2 separate regions of the Mus musculus genome follow, and region 2 is linked to region 1. Evidence: chromatin loops called from intact Hi-C (ENCODE). Cell type or tissue: heart. All regions are shown on one strand. Each heading gives the region's core, and the rest is flanking DNA. Links, peaks and the distances in the headings are about the cores only.

Region 1 (10,423 bases), core at 736-8,735:
GGTACCCGGGTACCCGCTCTTTCTCAAGAACATGGTTGGGGGGGTTGCTGCTGTCTGGGGTGCCCTTCTCCTCAAAGGAGCTTCATATAGCCCTCTGACCCGCCCTCATGCAGAGGTCTTCTCTAGCCCTGGGTCCCTGGGTCATCCTTCTTAGTTTCCCTCAGCCTCTGTTCTCTTTTTCCTCTTCAGTTTTTCTCTGACACACCCTTTTTTCTTTTTGTCTTCCTAAACTGAGATGTGACTTGAATGGAAAAACTAAAGCGCCCTCTTTGATCGCTGCTGAAGAGCCTCCAGCACACACAGCAATGTCCAACACACAGAAGCCCCTGGCCCATGTGTGAAGGAATACGCAAGTGCCGACCCTGGGTTTTTTTGATATGGACCCAGCTTGCCATTGAAATCTCTGTGACTTTTCTGTGGGTCCGCTACAGAGTGGGTGATTTGAGTGTCTGTTTTCCATACTGTTCCTTTCTGGGGCCCAGATAGAGTCCGCCCAGGCATTACCACGCCAGCTGTAAATCAGCACTGCTCAGACTGTGCCTTGTCACATGACCAAAGGGCCTCAGGGAGCTCTTCAGCAGCTTCTTAATGGGTGTCATCTTGGAAAACAACCTGCGGCTTGTGACTTCAGTTTTGCTTGGGAAAGCGTCTCCCCACTTCTCAAGAAACGTCTTAATGACGCCTGGCACGCTGACATCCACAGGCTCATTTCACCACGCTGTAAAATGGAGCCCTAAAAATAGGCAGGGTGGCAGGTGAAGGCGATTTATTACGGAGCTTCCTCTTCACTTTACCTACAGCCCAGAGCACAGAGCATTCATGAGGAAGTGACTTCCAGTCCTCAGGTGCTGGAAGGAGGAAGACTGGCATGTGTGGGGCTTTATCTTTCCTTCTGCTTGGGGGATACTTACTCCTTGGGCACCTGCCCTCCCCCCTTGGGCACCTGCCCTCCCCCCTTGGGCACCTGTCCTCCTCCCTTGGGCACCTGCCCTCCCCCACTTGGGCACCTGCCCTCCCCAACTTGGGCACCTGCCCTCCCCTCTTGGACATCTGCCTTCCCCCGACCTCTGACCCTCATCTTTTCTCTGAATTTTACTTTTTTTTTTTTTTTTTTTGCATGTGTGAGGGATATAATTGAGAATAGCTAAGTTGCTTGTATAACTTTCTTTCAGTGACATCATCACCACTGTGGAGATTTTCACCAGTGTCTGCTTATGGCTGTCAAGTGAGACGCTGTGACCTGATTAATGTATTTCCGGCATAAGGACGGGCGTTTTGTAAATTAGTGGCGATATGTTTGGAACAGTTTTAGGTCTGTAGCAAAATCAAGCTGGAAGGATGCAGATTTTTCCATATCCCCCACTGCCCTGGTTAATCCCTACAGAGGATGAACCTACAGCCACATTTATTTATCACCAGTATCCGCAGTTGGCGGTGTTCATTCTGTGAGCTTGACAAATGCATAGTGCTGCGTATCCACCATTATAGCACCACCCAAGGAACTCCAGTGTTCTAAGGTGAATTTAGTCTTAAGAATACCGTTATTTTTATGTGTAGGAGTGTTTTGTCTGTCTGTGTGTCTGTGCACCACGTGCGTGTGGTGCCCATTGAGGCCAGAAGAGGGAGATAGAGCCTCTGGGACTGGGGTGGCGAATGGTTGTAAGCCACCATTTAGGTCCTGGGTATCAAACAAGGGTCCTCTGTGGGAGGAGGGGTCATGTGAGGCGGGGACTCAGGGGAGGCTGTGAACAGGATGTAAAGAGAATAAATAAACTAATGGAAAAATTAATTATTTAATAGATTCAAGATAAATGCTCATTTCAATTAAAATAAAAAGATTTAAAAAGGTGTGTGTGGGTCCTCTGGAAGAGCAGCCAGCACTCTTAGGCACTGAGCTAGGGCCCAAAACACTGCAAAACAAAGCACATGTGATTGTTCTTTCTTCAATATGTTTTAACACTACATATAAGCTAATGTTGATTTTCTCTACCATGTGCAGTCTTGGAAGTTAATTAGTTTAAAACTTTCTTGTGTCTTTCCATTGCATCCCCGGTAACCCTGAAGCAGTAGTGCTAACGATGACTCTAGTACTAATGACAAAGGGGCGTTAGGAGCAGGCACGCTCTGGGCCATGTCACCAGCTCACAGAAACCCAGAAAAGCAGCGCATGGGTACCGTGTTGTTATGACCACCTTCACTGGGCTGTTGGTCATACACCATTAACCTTTTAAGATCCTTTTTAAGTTTTAAATTAACCTTTTTTTTTGAGATTATAATTAAGTAATTTCTCCTTTCCTCCCCTCCAAACCCTCGGTTTACCCCCACGGCTTCTTTAATTTTTGCGATTATATGCACACAGCCTGCTCAGCTCCTGTGTTTCTTGTGTGTATGTAACTTCAGGGCTGACCATCAGGTCCTAAAACACCATACACTCTGGACCCAGGGTCCAGAGGACCTGAGCTCCATCTACCCCAAAACCTCCCCTGAGGACTAGCTTTTGTGGTACCAGAAGGCACCACGCAAGCTTCCAAAGGAGTTTGTTTCCCTTTCTGAAGGTGGCAGACAGCACGTTGCTCAGTTCTTATGATCATGCTCAGCCCTGACTGAGTTTTGCTTTGACTGCAGGCCCCCCTGCCTTCCCAGGTCTACATAATACAAGTTCCGTTAATTTATACCCCGTATGTATGTGCCAGATTCTTCACAGACTCTACTGTACTAAGATAACTTTGCAGCGCCTGCCGACATTTTACCATGTGTGGGAGGAGCGAGTGCATGCGCATCACCCTCTCCCAAGGGTCTGTTGACAGTTATGGTTCCGGGAGGGTATCGTTTCCTTTACGGTTGTAGCCTCTGAGAACTCACTCATGATTCAGTAAAAAAATCTCTACCCATGCTCATACAAGCAGCAACCCTAATTAAATTCAGTGGGACACACACACACCACAAAACACACACACACACTCGTACTCCCCCACCACACCTAACATATACCACACATACACCCCACACACATACCACATACTACACACATACACTCTCTGTCTCTGTCTGTCTCACACACACACACATGCAGAATGGGGGCTTGCTGGGAAAAAGGAGGTATGTGGAAGGAAAGGGGGGTGAGAGAGTTCATAGGTGGACGAGGTTAAAAATGACCAAATTCATCACAAACATGTACGGGGGGAGGGGGGAGAAAAAGAAAGGAAGAAGAGGAGGAAGAAGAAGAGGAAAAGGAAGTAGTAAATTAAATAAGGGAAGGAAGAAAGAGAGGAAAAGGAGAAGGAAAAGGAGGAAGAGAAGAAGCAGCAGCCGTAGAAGAAGAAGAAGAGGAAGGAGAAAGGAGGAAGAAGAAAGAAGATGACTACGACCAAAAACAAAAACAAAAACAAAAACAAAAAACCCAAAAACTATAAAGACAAAACTGCTGTGGAAAAGGAGATTCGAGTTTCCACTTCTAGACCAAAGTTACACAGTGGGAGATGAAACCAGGTCTACTGACTTCTTATCAACAACCCGGGAAAACAGACCAACGAATTTCATTTGCTGCTGTCTCTGGGTCAGTGGTCAAACCCTGGGGCTAGGGCTTCAGATGAGTGATAGTTCCCGAATCACTGTCCAGCCTAACGCGGAAAGACCTGCTCTAACAGGCTGCAGCTGCTCCGGGTGAAGCTGCCAAGGGCTGGAAACTGTAAGCAAAAAGCCCTCGTGGAGGAATTGTCTCTTCCTGGTTGAAGAGGGAGCTGCAGCTGCCTGCAGAGGCCTCGCCTTTAAAACCTGAGCGTCTTCAAGCGCGAGGGCTCACCGCCTTGTGGATCTGTTCCGTTTCTGAGGAATCCTAACACACTAAATCACTTTAGGATTGCGAGTGGAGAGAAAGGGGTTGGGCCTCAAACTGCTCGCTGTCCTATGGAACTGTTGGCTTCTGAGACCAGAACTGCCACTCAAAACTGCCCAGCGATGCCCCTGCAGCCTTGGGTGTGCTGGGTCACATTGTCTCGCCAGCAGGCTGGCACCTCCAGACTCACAGAGGGTACATTCTTTCTTTGTAGCCAAAGCAGATATTTTTGCTTCGTGTGAATCATCTGAGGAGTGAGAATAGCAGGCAAAGAAGGCGGGATCATCATTATCACCGAGAAGGATTTGTCAAGCACCCACCGAAGTATACCACATTTCCCTAGGCAGCACCTGCAGCCTTGCCTGTGCGTGGCTGCACCCTTCCTGGGGAACATGACTTCTCAGACCCTGATGGTGTGCCTAGCATGTGTGTGTGGTTCCAGCATGAGGCCTAGTCTGCCCCAAAGAAGTTTAAATTCTGTGGGTAGGACTACTCGTGCGGACCACCAAGCAGGCTGGACTGTGATAAATGTTCCCGCTGACAACGCAGCAGTCCCCAAGTAAACTCGGGCTATCACCGCCTGTCTGTCCCAGCAGGCTAACCTCTCTGATTCCATGCAATTCCAGAAATCTTTCTAGTCAACAATACCATGAATTTGCCAGGTCTAAACAGGTCAGCGGCCCTAAAGTGTTGGGTCAGAAATCTCTTTCAGATGCTGATAAAAGTTTTAGATTTATACCTCAGAATTCCTCTGGACTGTGTACCTATGTGATTTCACAGTGTCAATCCCTTGGTTTTTAAGAACATGCTGAAAACCAACTATCAATTTGTAATACTGTTTTCAGAGCTTATTTCCTGAAGGGTTAAAAAATATTTTTATCAATTCTATGAGAATTTCCTATAATATATTCTGATAATCACTCCTTCCCATACTCCTCCCAGATCCACCCCCTTTTCATACCCACACAACTTGATGTTGTCTCTCCCTCCCCTCACCCTTTGTCTCTCTCTTAGGTGGCCCTACCAGATGCCACACCCTTAAAGAAAACTGATTCTCCTCTCCCAGCGACAGCTTCTCAGCCTGAGGTGGAGCGAATTGCCTACCTCCCGCATCTGCTACATTTTGTCCATATAAATACATTGTTGCAATCCCTCTTCCTATGTGCAACTGCCCTGTTTGTCCAGCATCATTGCTGTCTCTGGCTCGTACACTCTTTCCTTTCCTCCTCCCTGAGGGTCCCTGAGCCTTAGAATAAGTGGGTTGGGATACCTGCAACCCTAAGGTAGCTGCTGTGACACAGACTTCCCATTTAAAGCTGAGCACTCCAGTCTTTCATTCCTTGGTGACCAATTGTGGGTTTTGTTAATCGTCATCTACTGCAAGAAGCAGCTTCTCTGAGGAGGGTTGAGAGAGGCGCTGGACTATGTTATCCAGCACCCACGTGAGCGCTCACAACTGTCTGTAACTCCAGTTCCAGGGCATCTGACGCCCTCTTCTGGTCTCCTTGGGCACTGCATGTACATGCCATCCATACATTCATGAAGGCAAAACACAATCGTACAAAAGAATATTACATTTCTCAGTTATTTCTGTATTAAGAACCCCTTTCTTTAGAAATATCCCGGTGTCCATCAGTTGATTAATAAGCACTAAGGCATGGTGTTGATGCGGCCATAGAAACGAATGAAGCCCTGTTGTTTGTGGAGGTTCAGATAAGCTTGGAGGACACGAGGTTAACTAGCCAGGCTCAGTGAGATGAGCTTTGCACAAGCTCTCTTGAGAGGTGGGAGCTAGAAAGCTGATCTCATAAAACGTGAAAGCAGAATTCTGGCCACTAGAGGTGCAGCAGAGATGAGAGAGACAAAAAGGGGCAGATAGCAGGTACCTAAAATCCAGCTAGATAGGAGGTAGGTTGTGATATTCTAGAGTGTATTAAGACGGCTACCTTTAACTAGAATTCACTGTGTATTTCAAAGCAACCACGAGAGCTTGATGTTTTCCAACTCAAAGAGATGATAAATAGTTGAAGTGTTAGAAAAACTGCTCAGACTTAATTGTTACAGTGTATACACACATAGAGATTTCACACTGTATCCTATACCTAGTGATCAGATGCCAATTTAAAGACTCATTTACTCCATGACCATTGTAGCCACACATTGTTTAGATCCAAGCTCTCTAAGAACAGAAAAGTCACCCAAAAAACAATGACCATGTTTTTCTTCTTGAGAAAATGAAAACAAAACAAAACAAAACAAAAACAAAAACAAAAAACCCAGTTGCATAAAAGTAGACTTTAAAAAGTTTTTAATATGGGCTGGAGTGATGGCTCAGCTGTTAAGAGCACTGACTGTTCTTCCAAAGGTCCTGAGTTCAATTCCCAGGAACCACACAGTGGCTCACAACCATCTGTAACAGGATCTGATGCCCTCTCTGGTGTGTCTGAAGACAGTGACTAGACAGTGTACTCATGCATAAAATAAATAAATCTTAAAAAAAGATTCTTAATATAAAGCAAGGCAGATAAACCTGTCCTGTTAAGCATGCTATCTTGCTTGGCCTTGTATTGAGGGGTTCAGAATCTACAGAGCTGGGTGCAGGGGAGGGGACAGTCTTAACTCTTCTACTCTTGTAAAACTAATTTAACGGCACAGCGCTGGGGTGGCGCATGCACGTGTGTGTGTGTGTGTGTGTGTGTGTGTGTGTGTGTGTGTGTGTGTGTAGGAGGCTGAGGACTTTGGCCGTGCCAGGTTTCCGGAGACGGGCGGCAGGATTGACAGCCACAGCTTGGTCCCTGTGCTAGGACGGAATCTGCTGTGTGTGCAGCCTCCTTCCTGCCCCACCCCACCCCCCATCCTGGCAGGTGCAGACAGACAGACACCCTGTTTTAAGGACAGATGTGTGTTGGCTGCCCTATCTGCTCCCTCTCTGCCCTTACCCCTGCCCCCATGAATCCTCCCCCTCTCCCCAGGGGCCTCTTGATGGAATGTCCTGTCCCAGGAGGCATTGCATCACTGCCATCCCGCCTCATGCTCTCCATGGCTGCTTCTGCTCTGACCAAGAAAGGGCTGAGGTTTGGGTTTCAGAACTGCTGTGAGGGAATCTGTGTTATGTGGCCTGTCTCAGGGCTAAAAATGCCACTTAACCCCATTGTACGTTCTCTCAGTTAAAGCACTAAGACTCCCCGTCCTCCCCTGCCTTGGCCAGCATGGAGCAGGGTCCTCTCCTCACCCTCTGTTACTCAGGGGAAGACTAAGATGGAGCAGGCAGATGGAGGCAGGACCACCGAGTACCCAGGTGAGTGTGAATGATGCTGCAGTCTGGGACCTAAGTCCTTTTCTCCTACCTGCTGGGTGCGAATAATGGCCAAGGGATGGCCTCTGCCACCACTCATAATCCTTGTCTGTGAGGTTTACATGAGGATCAAATGATATGAGGAGGGACTACAAAGTCAGGGGTCCCAAGATCACCTTCCCACCCAAACTGAGAGGTAAGAGTTCACAGAGCCTCACTCTGTAACTCACCAGTTAGACTTTCAGACCCTATCGGAGGAAACTGTTGTCTTCGAAACTGCAATCCGTCACAGTGAAAGGGAACAGCTTCAGCAGAGGCAAGGGACAGGATGCCAGGCCAAATTCTGGACAGTTCTGTGCATAAAGCTTGCAGCTGGCCTTTGTCGTGAACCCACATCAAGTGCTGATGTCTGGCTACTATGAGCGACCACATATATAGGGTGTTCCTGGCTCACATGGTTGGCGTCCCTGGCTCACATGGTTGGCGTCCCTGAGACTGAGTTTACTCTCCAGCCTCTCCCAGGTTCAAGGTGGCACTGTGTAGCTCATGGCTGTCCCGTAAAGCACAGCAGAATTCCTGCTGTGTCCCAGTGTGGGGCAATGCATAGGCTTAAAGATCACCTTTCAGAGCTAAAGAGGGCAAAGGCCAGGCCTGTCTTTGGGTGACATTAATTCTTTCCTGGATAGGGAGGGTGTCTCAGCCTAGGCCTGGTAGACTTCAGAGGACTTCTGAGCATGCTCAGTTTTATACTCTTGGGTCAAGGAGAGCTTTCCTTCTTTCTTCTCTTAAACTGTGTTATGAGCGTGTCAGTCTCTTGCCTATTTGAACCCGACAGCAGGATGTGCACCGCTTTAAACCTGTCGGGTTCACGTGTGCTTGTGAACCATGAGGAGGGCAGATGGGTGTCACCTTCCAAATTTACAGGTTACCCTGCAGGACACTTTCTAAGTCACCAAGTCTCAGGGCTGACTCTAGGGATAAGAGTGTGTTCCTGGATGTCTTTCTGTCAGCTGCAGGCCCGAGTGTCACTCTGTTGATGTGTCCAGCCATCTTTGAAATAGCTGGGCATGGTCTCTGGTGAGATCTGGTTCACCACCACATCCAGGCTGTGTGACTTGGGGCAGATTTCCCCTCTCCATTCACCTGTCAGTAGGATGACTATCAGAATGAAGTATACAAAGTACAGGCTCATAGCACCATGAGATGAGGGGTCTTACCCTACCAATGACACCCGTTCCCTAGGGTGATGCTACAACTCACCTCCACTAACTTCCCCAAGCACTTTATTATGTATTTAGGAAGACCAGAAAGAGGAGGAATCTTGAATATAGAGAGAATATTTGTGATATCACAAAAGTTTTTAAAGTAGCTGTCAGGTAATTAATTGTCTATACAGTTTACCCAGCTATCTGGGTTACTCTCCAAGACCCTTCCTGCAAGGACTCGCTCTCTCTAACTTCAGTTCCTGGCACTGGGTTTTTTTTTTTTCCCGGCCATTTCTGCCTCTCCTCTGCTCCCATCAAGTCCTAAAGACTCCTGCAGGACAGGGGGACAGACATCTGGGAATAGAGCAAAGATAAGTAGGAAGTAGAATGCATCTAGGAAGTGGGGTCCAGCCTGCAAAACTCACGAACTTCCCCTCATGACTCACTTAAAACAGCGCCATCTACAGGCTCCAAATATTTCTACACACAAGCCTGTGGGGGACATTTCACACTCAGGCCACTACAAAAGACAGCTAGGCTGCATGGAGTTGCTAACACATGAAGTCTAACCTTGCAGGTTACTTAAGGGTGGGCATTCTGAGGCAAAGTAGACACTTTCTTGACCTGAAAAGATGAAGCCAATCAAAAATGAGAAGTCTTTCTTCAGAGTTTAGAAGTCAGAGGATCTCACTGTAAACTATTGACCGTGGTGGACGTCAGAAACCTCAACAGCAACAAGACCAATTTCCCATAGGTGGGCCCAGGGAATTCAGAACATTCCCAGACAGCAGGCTGGGGTCTGCACGCAGTCATGAGATGCAGTTACTAACGTATCAGAAACACGCACAGAAACATGTCTTTAGTCTTAATAATATTTTCTTTATTAAAATTAAGTCTTTTCTCTGTTTGAGACAAGGCTCACTGGGTATCCCTGTTAGCCTTGAAGTCACTGTTTGGAGTAACCTCAAACTCACAGAGATCTACGTGATGAGATCAAAGGTGCGGCTGACCATGCACAGCTAAAAACCAATTTTGTAGGGCAAATTCCTGTTGGGAAGTCCAGTCCTGTCAAGACTCTGCCCCCTTCCTGTCTTACGTCCCTCTTAAGCTCTTCACTCCCTTATAAGTACAGCAAGATGGGGCACTGCAGGGTGCGGAAAGTGACACCTGTCACTGTGGATGCAACCATGTTTTCAGAAAATGGGTTTTACACAAAGAGAAAGATCTTCTTGGGACCTCTTTCCATCCTTGGAGAGCAGAGCATTTGGCGTGAGTGGCCCGTCTTCTCCTCGCTGCCTGTGAAATGTGTGCTGAGGAAGGTTATGAGGAGAAGCAGAGCGCAGAGCCGGGTGGTGGCCAGCAGGATGGCTCACGTGGCACCCGGACATCTAACCTGGCAGGACAAATGAACTCTGCACACAAAGAAGAGGCAAACGCAGTGATTTGTGGTTGCTGTGAATAGAACTGTCCTTGCTGGGGTATCCTTTCGGCGTCATGAGTCTTGTTTAAGGTGTTTCCTTCCGTCAGGATCCCTGGAGATTGTTTCTGCAGATTCTGTTTAGCTCCGGAAACACTGACTTTGCTCTTTTTTATATTCTTCCCACTTCAGTGACAACACTCTCCAGTGCCTTTGACATCGTGTGATGACTCTGAAGAATGCCTGGAAACCGCTCACGCAGCCTCTTTGCTTTCCCTTTAGAGGTGGTTGCTGCCAATGCAAGGCAATCAGGGACAGCATGTGACACGTGGCTAGAGCTGACTGCTGTGTGTGGGTGTCATATTTAATCACAAATGACTTTTTCCTAGATATAGCCCACTCGGGGATGTTTGCTAAACCACACTCCCCAGAAGCATTTCTTCCTTTTTGGGTTTTCTTGTAGAAACAGCATCTCTTTCCCCCTTTGAATGAGATGAGGGTCTTATAAGTGACACTCTGCTATGAGTTTTTTGTTTTTTGTTTTTCAATGTAATAAATATGCTGACTTGGAACGTTTCCCTGATTTATTTGAATTTTATAGTACCGTAGAGTAGTGTTTGATAAAAGACTTTCATCTGTGTCCTTGAGAAAGCTGGTCTGTGTTTTCACCT
Region 2 (10,423 bases), core at 1,336-9,335, 81 kb before region 1:
CCCTGAACTCCTGATCCCGCCTCCCAAGTGCAGAGATTACATGTCCCCATGCCAAGCACACTGTTCTTTACCCAGAGATACTTGGGAGGAGTTGCCATGTTATATATATATATTCCCTTACACATTGAATATAAAAGAGCAGTCTTTTGAGTCATGGTCCCACATAGCCTGGGCTGGTCTTGAACTTGATATGCAGCTGAATCTGGCTTTGAACTCTAGCTTTTCTTGTCTCCACATCCTGAGTTCTTGGATTACAAAAATGCACTCTCACACCTGAGTAACCCTTGGAAATAAAGAACTTTAGGTTGCTTACAATAAAATACTCTGCCATGGCTTGAACATTTAACAATAGATATAACTAGGCAGGAATAAAAGCCAACAAACTAACTGTAAGCCTGAATTCGTTTGCTTTGCTTTCTTCCTGGCGGCCATGATTGAGGCTGGTTGTCAGCTTGTCAGGATCCCCAGTCACCTAGGAGAGACGCCTGTGGGCAGGTCTCTCCGGGCGTCGAAGTTGGCTTGGTTGAGGTGGAAAGACTGCCCTCCTCAAAGTGGGGATCTATGTAGCCACACAGAAGTCTGGGTTTGATTGAAAGATGGTAGGTCCAAAACATAAGGCAGAGAATGAGAGGGACGGCACCAGATATCAGCCTCAGGCCTCCGTACACACAAACACACAGACACATCCAACACATAAACACAGGCACACAGGTGGCACGGGCAAGCACATGCACACACAAAGAAGTGTGTAATAGGCAAGTTTGGTGGCACCAGTGGCCCCCAGCTGGGAGCTCTAGGGCCCCAGTGGCCCCAGAGCTGTGGGATCCTGTCTGCTCTCAGGAGAGGTGTTGCTTTCTGCCTTGGCAGGTTGTCTGCCCAGCTGCGGGTCTCTCGTCCCTCTGGACTGGGGTGGCAGCTGGCGGCAGCATGGTGATTTGCTGGGCTCTGCCCTCCCCCCTCGGTATCAGCTCTTTCTGTAATAAAACGTCTGCTTTGATCTGCTGGGATGCCAAGTGTTTCACTCGCCGCCACTGAAGTCATGAAAATCTCTCTGAGGAAAGCTTTAAGACACCCTCAAAGGATGTAAAATAAACCAGAAGAACAAATGACACCCTTTGCTTTGGATGGGACAGCTCAACACCATAAAAGTTAATTTCCCCAAGATGGTATTTGATTTATTATAGATTTTATTTAGTGGGATCCTAAGAAAAGTGACACTTTTTTTTTCTAGAGAAGTTGTTTCTGGACCTGATATGAAAAAAAATAAATGTATACATATATACATACATACATATACATGCATAGGCACATATACATATATTTCCTAAAAAAGCTTGGTGAAGAGAGGATTTTTCAGACAATAATCATGCTATAAGAGTTTATAATTAAAACTGGTAAATGAGGAGTTTATTAAAATAAACTGGAATGTCCAGAATTAGACTTAAGTGCACATGGAAATTAGTAAGCAGGACATCTGAAATGTCGAAAGAAAAGCTGATCCCGTCGAAAGTGCCATGGGGACAACTGGACAGCCATTTGTAGAAGGATAAAACTGGGTCCATGCCTCATACTGCATGCTGGAATATCTGCAGACAGACAGGCATCTCATGAAAATAAAGTCACTGGCACTCAAAGGGGGTATGAGAATTATATATATATGTGTGTGTCTGTGTGTGTGTGTATAGTTTTAATGTGGGGAACTTTATCTCTGTTAAGACTCAAATTCAACAATATTGAAAAACTGGTAAATTTCACTACATAAAAGTAAATGAAAATGGATGTATAAGACACAAACCAGCACAGTCAAAAGAAGATCAAGACATTAATATCAGGTGTAAAGTCCTGCCCTCCCTAATATACAAGGAACTCTTAAAATTGGGGGTGGAGGGGTCTAAAATGGTTTTAAAGGGGCAAAAGAAGAGTTTACTGGGAAAAGACACATGATTCTTTTAAACCTTTTAGTGAAAAGAGAAATATGTGTACATTGGCAAGAGTGAGAAAAAGAGGAATGGGGGTTAGGCTTTTCTTTAGTGTTGGCTCTTTAAATTTTAGATCGGGTCTTACCATACATGGCCAGGTTCTCTTTGACTTTGGAGTCCTCTTGCCTTAGCCTCCTGAATGCTGAAATGAACTGGGGGCTGGAGAGATGGCTCAGCGGTTAAGAGCACTGGCTGCTCTTCCGGAGGACTCAGGTTCAATTCCCAGCATTCAAATAGCAGCTCACAGCTGTAACTCCAGTCCCAGCGGATCTGGATGCCCTCACACCAATACACATAAAATAAAATTAAGTAAATTATTTTAAAGAAAAAGAAAAAATGAACATAGATTGCTATAATTAAAAAACCATTCATAATGAATATTAAATGATAACTAAAAAAAATGAATATTAAAATGATTATTGGTGGATATCCTACTTAAGTGGTCCCAGGAGGCAGGAGGACAAGTTTAAGACCAGCTAGGGCCACTTAAGTGAGACACTGTCTCAAAATTTAAAAATGTTGGTGACATAGATGAGTGGTAGAGCGCTTGCTTGAGAGGTAGAGGCGGGGGATCTGGACGGGGAGAGGTTCAAGACTGTTCTCGGCTGTGTAGCAAGTTCTGGAAAGCTTAGCCTTCGTGAGACCCTGTTTCAAACGAGAAATAAAGCTCTGAGTACTCAGGGTATAAGACATTCTTTTTTCTTTTGTTTTGTTTTTCGAGACAGGGTTTCTCTGTATGGCCCTGGCTGTCCTGGAATTCACTCTTTAAACCAGGCTGGCCTCGAACTCAGAAATCTGCCTGCCTCTGCCTCCCAAGTTCTGGGATTAAAGGCGTGTGCCACCACCGCCTGGTGGGTATAGAAGATTCTTGCTTCAGTAATGATCTTCATAGCTCATGCTTGGGAGCTTGAGTCTTGACAGCTGATGCTGGGTACGTTGTAGGTACATCACGTTATTATGAAAGCCAGCCTTCTCAGAATGCGTTTGTGGGCAGTAGGCCCCCAGGAGTGGGAAGGTGGGGGGGAATGTGTCCAAGGCTACAGACGAATAGGAAAGATTGAGACATGAGGAAGGACTGTGGTTTCACTACTGGGCTAGACCATGTGAGAGTTAGTGTACCTCTTCTTTCTCTTATTTTTTAAAGAAGTGCTCACTGAAGGGTAAAAATACATGCAGACACATGGCGTGTGTGTGTGTGTGTGTGTGTGTGTGTGTGTGTATGCACAGCCGGATTGACCTCCCCAAAGTAAGTGTATCCACAGAACCACCCCACCTGGTTCAAGAGGCAGAACATTCCAGAAACCAGAGAACTCAGTCTGAGGACCACTCATGCATTGCACGCTCTCTCTCTCTCTCTCTCTCTCTCTCTCTCTCTCTCTCTCTCTCTCTCTCTCTCTCCCCTCTGCATCTGTGTCACAACCCCCCTGTCTTTAAGAAACCCATCGCGTTGGATTAGGCATTGCCTTCACACGCACCCCTATCTTGATTACACCTGCAAAGACTATTTCCCAAACCTAGCTTGGTGTAGCAGGGGGTCAGGTCTTCGTCATGGCTTTTGGGAGGACCCGGTTCAGTTCCTATTGACCCAGGCAACTTCAAACTCTCCAGGATGACCTTGAACTCATGATTCTCCTGCCTCTACCTCCCGAGTGCTGGCATTGCAGGCATGTGGTACCGAGGAACAAACCAGCGATCTGTGTCTGCTAGGCAAGCATTCTAGCAATGAAGCAATATTCCAGATCCTCTCCTGGGTTTTAGTTGAGTTTCATTTGAACTCACAGAGATAACACCTGCCTCTGTTCCCTGAGTGCTGGGGTCAAAGGCATGCGCCACCTGAAATAAAATTTCTCAAGGAAACAGCCCTGGAAGTAGGAGCTCCCTGCTCTGAGTTGTCCCCCACCCCGAAAGCAAAGGGGACCCCAGAGTTTCACCCTTTGCTCTCCTGCTGTGGCCTTGCTGGCTGCAGGATGATGTGCGAGCAAACAGAACATCATTACCACAGCCACGTGCACTGTGAGGTGATCCTGAGCCACAGCGCCGGAGGAAAGCCGAGAAGTACTGAGAGTCTGGGTAAGATGCTGTTGGTAGCTAGATAGCAAGGAGCAGAAGCAGGCCCCAAGCTCTGTGAATTCTTCAGTCCCTCTGACAGTGCCCCCATCACTCTTTTGCTTGTTTCTGTGATGACATCGTTTCACCCAGGACTTGTACATGCAGAGGGTGGTGACATACTGGCCCAGAGAAAGATTGCATGGCGATTACCAACCTTCTCTCAGGCGAAGCCAACCCACAGTGGCTTAGCAAGTCCTACCAGAAGCTGGACGGCATTGGCCTGTTTTTTCATTTAACTCTTATAGTAACCCCACTGTGTTCTTATCATTTTCCTGACATGGGGTCTCATGTGACCCATGTTTGCCTCAAACTCCCTGAGTAGCCAAGAATGACTTTGGATTCCTAATTCCCCTGCCTCTGCCTCCTGAAGGCTGGAGTTACAGCAACTGGCTCTGTTTCTGTCTTAGAAAGTGACATGGGGGTTTAAGAGAGGCAAAAGAACAGAACTAGGCAAAAGAACTGGCTAGACCAGGGTCCGCGCAGAGAGAGGAGGTTTCCTGTGCCTGTGGGAAGGCCCAGGGATGATCAAAGAGGCCAGACCAGGGAGCGGCACTCGCTCCAGGCCAGCTGCAATGGTGCCCACTCTGTGAGGTCAGCACGTCACAGGCTCTCACTGTCCCTGGCGAAACGCTGGCACGCACAGGCCTCCGGTGTAGCCTTCCATAATGGTCACCTGATCCCAGAGCTGGTGGGCACACAGCCTGAAGTGTTTATGCTCTGATGACCAACTGGCCTGACAGACAGACAGGCAGGCATGTGATAAGAGGAGACAGAGGAGGACGCTGGGGGAGGGGTGGGATAAAGGAATCCCCCCTCTCCAAGAAGCACTGATTGCTTGGCTGGGGCCTCTGAGTGACAGTGACATTCTCCAGGGATTAAGCATGTAGTGTAGAAGCCGGGTCTCCCCAGGGGGTGCAGAGCCCTATGGAACTTAAATCACGCAATTAGCCACCAGCTAGTATTTCTCCCACATGCATGTCATACCTACCTCGATTCTTATCCTCCCAGGAGAGACTCGGTAGTGACTGGTTTATAACACAAAGCCGAACAGGATCCCACCTAAGTTTTCTTCTAAAGAGTAAATGAGAGACCGTCTGCTGGCTTATCCAGGCTTGCCTCAGAACCCTGCTTTTGCAGGGAGCCAGGTCCAGGCCAGCCTGGACACAGCCACTCTAAGCCTCTGTGACTCTGGACTCAGCCTGCATTTGGGTTTGTTGCCAAGCCTTGAACCAGAGGCAGAAGAAAGCACTGGACCCCTATGGCTTGAGACAACGATGCTTTACAAAGAGGTGAAATGCTGATGTCACTAGTTTGGGGTAACTGCTTTTCTGTTCAGGGACATGGGGGGGACATGATGTGTGCCCACCCAAGACTTCAGAACCTAGATTTCTGGACTCCCAACCTACAGCCACTTTAACCACAGCAGAATACCTTCCACAGGCTTCTTAGAGGACAAAGGGTCTGGCTGGTAAATTCCCGGCCAATGAGATGGAGGTGAAGCTCTCTCCTGCAGCCAATGAGAGATGTTCTCTGGGTTGTTGGGCAGAAAAGAGCCTAACATGGGTCATGTCCTCACCTCAGCTAACTGTCTCCTTCACATTCAAATGCGCATCCAGTCCCATGAGTAACCACATTATTTTTAAACAGCATCTTTCAGCCAGTCTCTCCTGTGTGTTTCTTTGGGTTGCTTTCAGAGAGGTGATTCTTTGTGAACCCGGATGGAACTCTTGATCATTTACAAACATCTGCAGGAGGGCAGGGAGGAGAGACTGGAAAGCAGATACTGCCCACCTCAGGGAGCCCGGAAAAGAGAAACCAGGGAGTATGGAGAGAAGGCAAGCCAAGGATGAGGTGGCACAGACAGCAGAGAGGGTCAGGCCCTGAAGTCAGAGAGAGGCCAACTAAATCTCTAGCTCCCATTTTACCAGGGAACACTATGCAGAATAGATAAAAGCTCAACTCTGAGAAGATCAGAGAACTGCCTTCCCAGTTAGCCAAGTCGCTGGACTTTATCAAGCCTTGGGTGGTTGTTGTTTTAATCTGTAAAATGGGCACAAAAATGATTTGTGTTGGAAATACAGCTCAGTTGGTAGAGTGCTTGCCAATCTGGGTTTAAAACAACGGCAAAATCAGCCATTAGCTTGTAAGGTGGTTGTAAAAATTAAAGGAGGGTAAGCATTCAAGAAATGGTAGGTGCTGGAGAGATGGCTCAGTGGTTAAGAAGAGCACTGACTGCTCTTCCGAAGGTCCTGAGTTCAATTCCCAGCAACCACATGGTGGCTCACAACCATCTGTAATGAGATCTGACACCCTTTTCTGGTGTGTCTGAAGACAGCTACAGTGTACTTACATATAATAAATAAATAAATATTAAAAAAAAGAAATGGTAACAGTTGCTATTAATGTCCAGGTAAGTTAATACATTTGGGTCTAGATGTGTAAAATGTATTCTGAATAACAGGACTACTAGATTCAGATTGCAAGAACATGACTACTGGTAAATCTGTGCTTTCCTTCTATAACTGTCTTTAATGACTTTGCTAGTGTATTATACAGTCTCCAGTGTCTTTCCTTCTTTCCTGTTAATCCCTTTTTTGTTTTGCTTAAAAAAAAAAAATCCTTGGACTGGCAAAATGGATCAGCAGATTACGATATTTACAGCCACACCTGCTGCACTCAGGTCACCTGGGATCCACACAGTGGAAGAATACTGACTTCTCACAGTTGTCCTCTGGCTTCTACAGGTGCTCTGTGGCATCACCACCCCACCAATAAATAAAAATGTAATTAAAAAAAATAAGTAAGCCGGGCAGTGGTGGCGCACACCTTTACTCCCAGCACTTGGGAGGCAGAGGCAGGCAGATTTCTGAGTTCAAGGCCAGCCTGGTCTACAGGGTGAATTCCAGGACAGCCAGGGCTACACAGAGAAACCCTGTCTCAAAAAACAAAAACAAAAATAAATTTAAAAAAACCCATCTTATTAATGACTTTACTTTGTTAATGGCTGAACAGTGAAATCGTTAAATTTCACTGCTATTAAAAAAGCAATGTTGCAAAGTGAAAATTCAAGTTGTATACATTTCAGTAAATTTTATTCCAAATGTTTAAATAATATAAAAGACCACACAAGGAAAAGGTTCTTGCCTCGCCCCAATTTGTAGAGGTGCTCACCGCTGATAATTACTTGCTTGTATAATTTCCCCAGAGATGTTCTATTTAGGACATTTAGTCATGACATAATTCTCTTGAGAGACTAGCACTTTCTTTCAGGAAATCTCTCCTGAGCCGGCAGAGACCTCCCTGTAGAGAGCTGCGCAGTCAGGAGCAGGAACCTTCTTTCTACACACCGTTTCCCACTGCTCACTTGGCTGTGTCTAGCTTTTGCTATTATGAACAATACTAGTCAATTCCCTTGAAAGTACAGCTGTGATTGGGGATATATATATATATTCCTAGGAGAGAAACTGCCAAATCAGTTTTCTGTGTTGAAATCCAAAAATACATATTTTTAGTTAGTATACAACACAATGGGTTTGACTACAGCGTTTTCATACTTGTCTATCTTCACCCCTTGCCCATACTCACCTCCTCACTGCCCTTCCCTGTGCCTTCCGCTTCCTCCCCAACACCCTTGTTGCAATGTTAATAGACAATTCCAGCTCCCATGCAGAAACTGCAGCAGTCTGCGCTTCTCCTTGCAGCAGAGAAGGAGGTCTGTGTCTCCCAGCCTCACCGGCTCTGAGAGCACCGAACTTTACCATCTAGAGGTGTACACACCGGGAAGGGCGGCACACCTGAAGTGATCCCTTCGGCAGAGGAATGATCACATCAGCCTGAAAGGTAGGCGACCCTTTGAGTAGAGGACAGTGTTACAATGATACAGAACAGCGATACAGTGTTACAGAAGAGCGATGCAGTGTTACAGAAAAGGTGCTGAGCCCCAGCTCTGCAGTTCAGTATCCCAGCGACCTTGACCTTGGACACGTTCTTCAGGCTTCTCTGTCTGCATTAAATAAACAGGTATGAGAACACAGAGCCTGAAAGCCAGTAAATTCATTATTCAGCTTATGAAACAAGGCAGGGGCCCAGTGTCACTGCAAGTTTGAGAATGACTGACCCTGGAATAACAAAGTTGCTTGTTTCTTTAAATGGTCCCATTACAATTTAGATACCACCTACTAATCTAGGGCTCTCAGAAGGTGGGTGTGGCGGATTGAATCACAGTACAGGTGCCGGTTTTTATTCCCTGGAGGATGAAACCTCATCAGGCAGTGAGCTCTCAGCTCTACACCCATCATCCAGGCAGTGTCTTCACAGGGTGACAGATAGGATTTGAAAATGGACCGGCCTAGCAGTGGTCTTGCTCTGTCCCTCAGAAGCTGGGTGGCCTTGAGCAACATTCTCATAGCTGTCTGAGAGACTCAGTTTCCTTGGTTGTAAAATACAATCATTCCAGCTAGCTCAGGGGTTACTGTCTAAAGATAAGCAAGGCACGCCTCCCGAGAAATGTCCACGCACAACAAAAGCCTCGCTGCCTGATCCTTGTGGGTCAAGGAGGGACAGGATGCTCCTGCAGAGAGGAGCAAAGAGCTGTTGCCAGCCCTCCCCTTCGTCAGACTCCCCACTGTGAAATGAAGTGGGTGACTCAGCCTTTCTCACATTTGCTTAGAGAAGCACACCCTTAGGGGATGGGAGGGCAGTTTGGATCCTAGATAATTATCTGTGTGTGTATGTGTGTGTGTGTGTGTGTGTGTGTGTGTGTGTGTCTGTGTTGTGCCACTCCTAGATAAAAATCGAGGAAAAGTAACTGCATCCCCAACTGGTTAACGCATGTAATGTTTGACTTGGAAAATAGACATGGTTGCTCACTGCAGTCCCAGGCAACATTCTGGGGGATCCAAGTACCTTAAGGTTTCTGCCAGAGCACTACCCTCCACATTGCTAATGACAAATATTAAGTTATAGCCATGCAAATAGGATTTCTGGGGGAAAATGCCTGCGGACCATAGATTTTCTTTTATTATTTATTTTAAATTTCCAAAGCCCAGTGAATTCTCAGTCTCCCTTTGCTCTCTGTATTGTCCCAGGAGGAACACTCAAAACTCACCCCCACACCTCAGTCTTTTTCCACCCATTCCCATGGAGAGAACTCCATAGAATTTCATGTTACCAAGTCTTTAATGAGAGCACTAGTGTGCCTTCCACCCACTCAGTTTCCTCGGAGTTTTAAAAATACCTTGTTCAAGTTGGCTACTATTGAACTGTAGAATCCCACTTGTAAAAATCAGCCCTTCTGCCTGCAAGAAACACCCCCACCTCGAACTTGGAGCCAGGGCCTCATTATTCCTAATTCCGTCACATTTGCTAACCAACCCTCAGAGAGGATACCTTTCCATTGGTGCATTGCAGTCCAGACAGTAAACAGATCTGCCTCATGACTACAGAGCTCTCTCCAGACGCTTTAGACGGTTCTCTGGCAACATCTGGGAAGACTTCATTCATTGTCTTTTTTGGGGAGAGTCTCAATGTTAGTTTTAGGTGTTTTCCTCCAGGGTTAAGGGAGTGTGTATGTGTGCCTGGGTAAGATGGAGTATGTGGAAGCCACACTCGAGAAGTTAGTGACAGAAATTGATCACAGAAAACTGCCCGTGTCTTCAGACACCCTGTTCTGCTTCTGAGAGGGGCCAGCAAGTAAGCCATGTTTACTTGAGAGATTTTTGCTTTTTTTTTTTTTTTTCGAGACAGTCTTTCTCTGTGTCTCCCCGGGTGTCCTGGTGCTCTGTAGATTAGGCTGGTCTCCAACTCACAGAGATCCCCCTGCCTTTGCCTCTCTAGTGAAGAGCTGGGACTAAAGGCATGTGCCACCCGCCGCCACACGTTCTGTTTTGTTTGTTTGTTTGTTTGTTTGTTTGTCAGACTTGTGTGAATTGTGAATGATGTGTGTGATGTTTAATACAAATAATCGTAACTCTAATTGGCAATGAGAGAGAGAGAGAGAGAGAGAGAGAGAGAGAGAGAGAGAGAGAGAGAGAGAGAAGCTCTCTAAGGTAGGGTGGCAGAGTAGGCAGTTTCAAGGGGAAATTGACACAAGAGTCAGGAGGGACAAAAAGTATCTTTCAGAGAGTTCAAGCAGTTGTCAGGTTTTGAGACATCTTTAGAATTTTCTGGTGTGTGAAGCAGGCAGGCAGGACTTCAGGCTGTGGGATCAGCTCGCTGCCCTCTGGCTTATAACGCACGAGAGAGGAATTTGGCCGCGGGCGTCCGTGTCTGGAACACCACGGAACAGCACAGTCCGAGAGAGCACGAGGCGGCCACTCCCCGGCCGGTGCTCAGGT

Evidence for each region. Peaks named below come from ENCODE experiments on the same cell type or tissue, not always from the same donor. Only the 100,000 strongest peaks of a DNase experiment are listed, where the experiment ranks them.
Region 2: a loop joins it to region 1, with 1.9 times the contacts of the local background. A loop is called at or near these places in 2 of 42 quality-filtered maps.

Annotation. Positions count from the first base shown.
Region 1 is chr19:53,747,912-53,758,334 of GRCm38, forward strand. The region is part of intron 1 of Rbm20 (RNA binding motif protein 20); the gene reads left to right. Gm30943 (a long non-coding RNA gene) reads left to right here and starts at 6,333. Exons shown (of 2, transcript XR_386793.2): 1 at 6,333-7,133; 2 at 9,945-10,328. In heart, for the core only: CTCF peaks have their summits at 1,603 (motif pointing right) and 5,331 (motif pointing left); DNase peaks (open chromatin) are centred at 4,000 and 6,760; H3K4me3 peaks cover 715 bases; H3K27ac peaks cover 2,560 bases.
Region 2 is chr19:53,666,015-53,676,437 of GRCm38, forward strand. Gm46653 (a long non-coding RNA gene) reads right to left here and starts at 9,757. Exons shown (of 2, transcript XR_001782674.2): 1 at 9,477-9,757; 2 at 7,164-8,091. It also overlaps a transcript of Rbm20 not described here. In heart, for the core only: no CTCF peak of the experiment used is centred there; DNase peaks (open chromatin) are centred at 4,757 and 5,637; H3K4me3 peaks cover 3,185 bases; H3K27ac peaks cover 5,189 bases; H3K27me3 peaks cover 1,131 bases.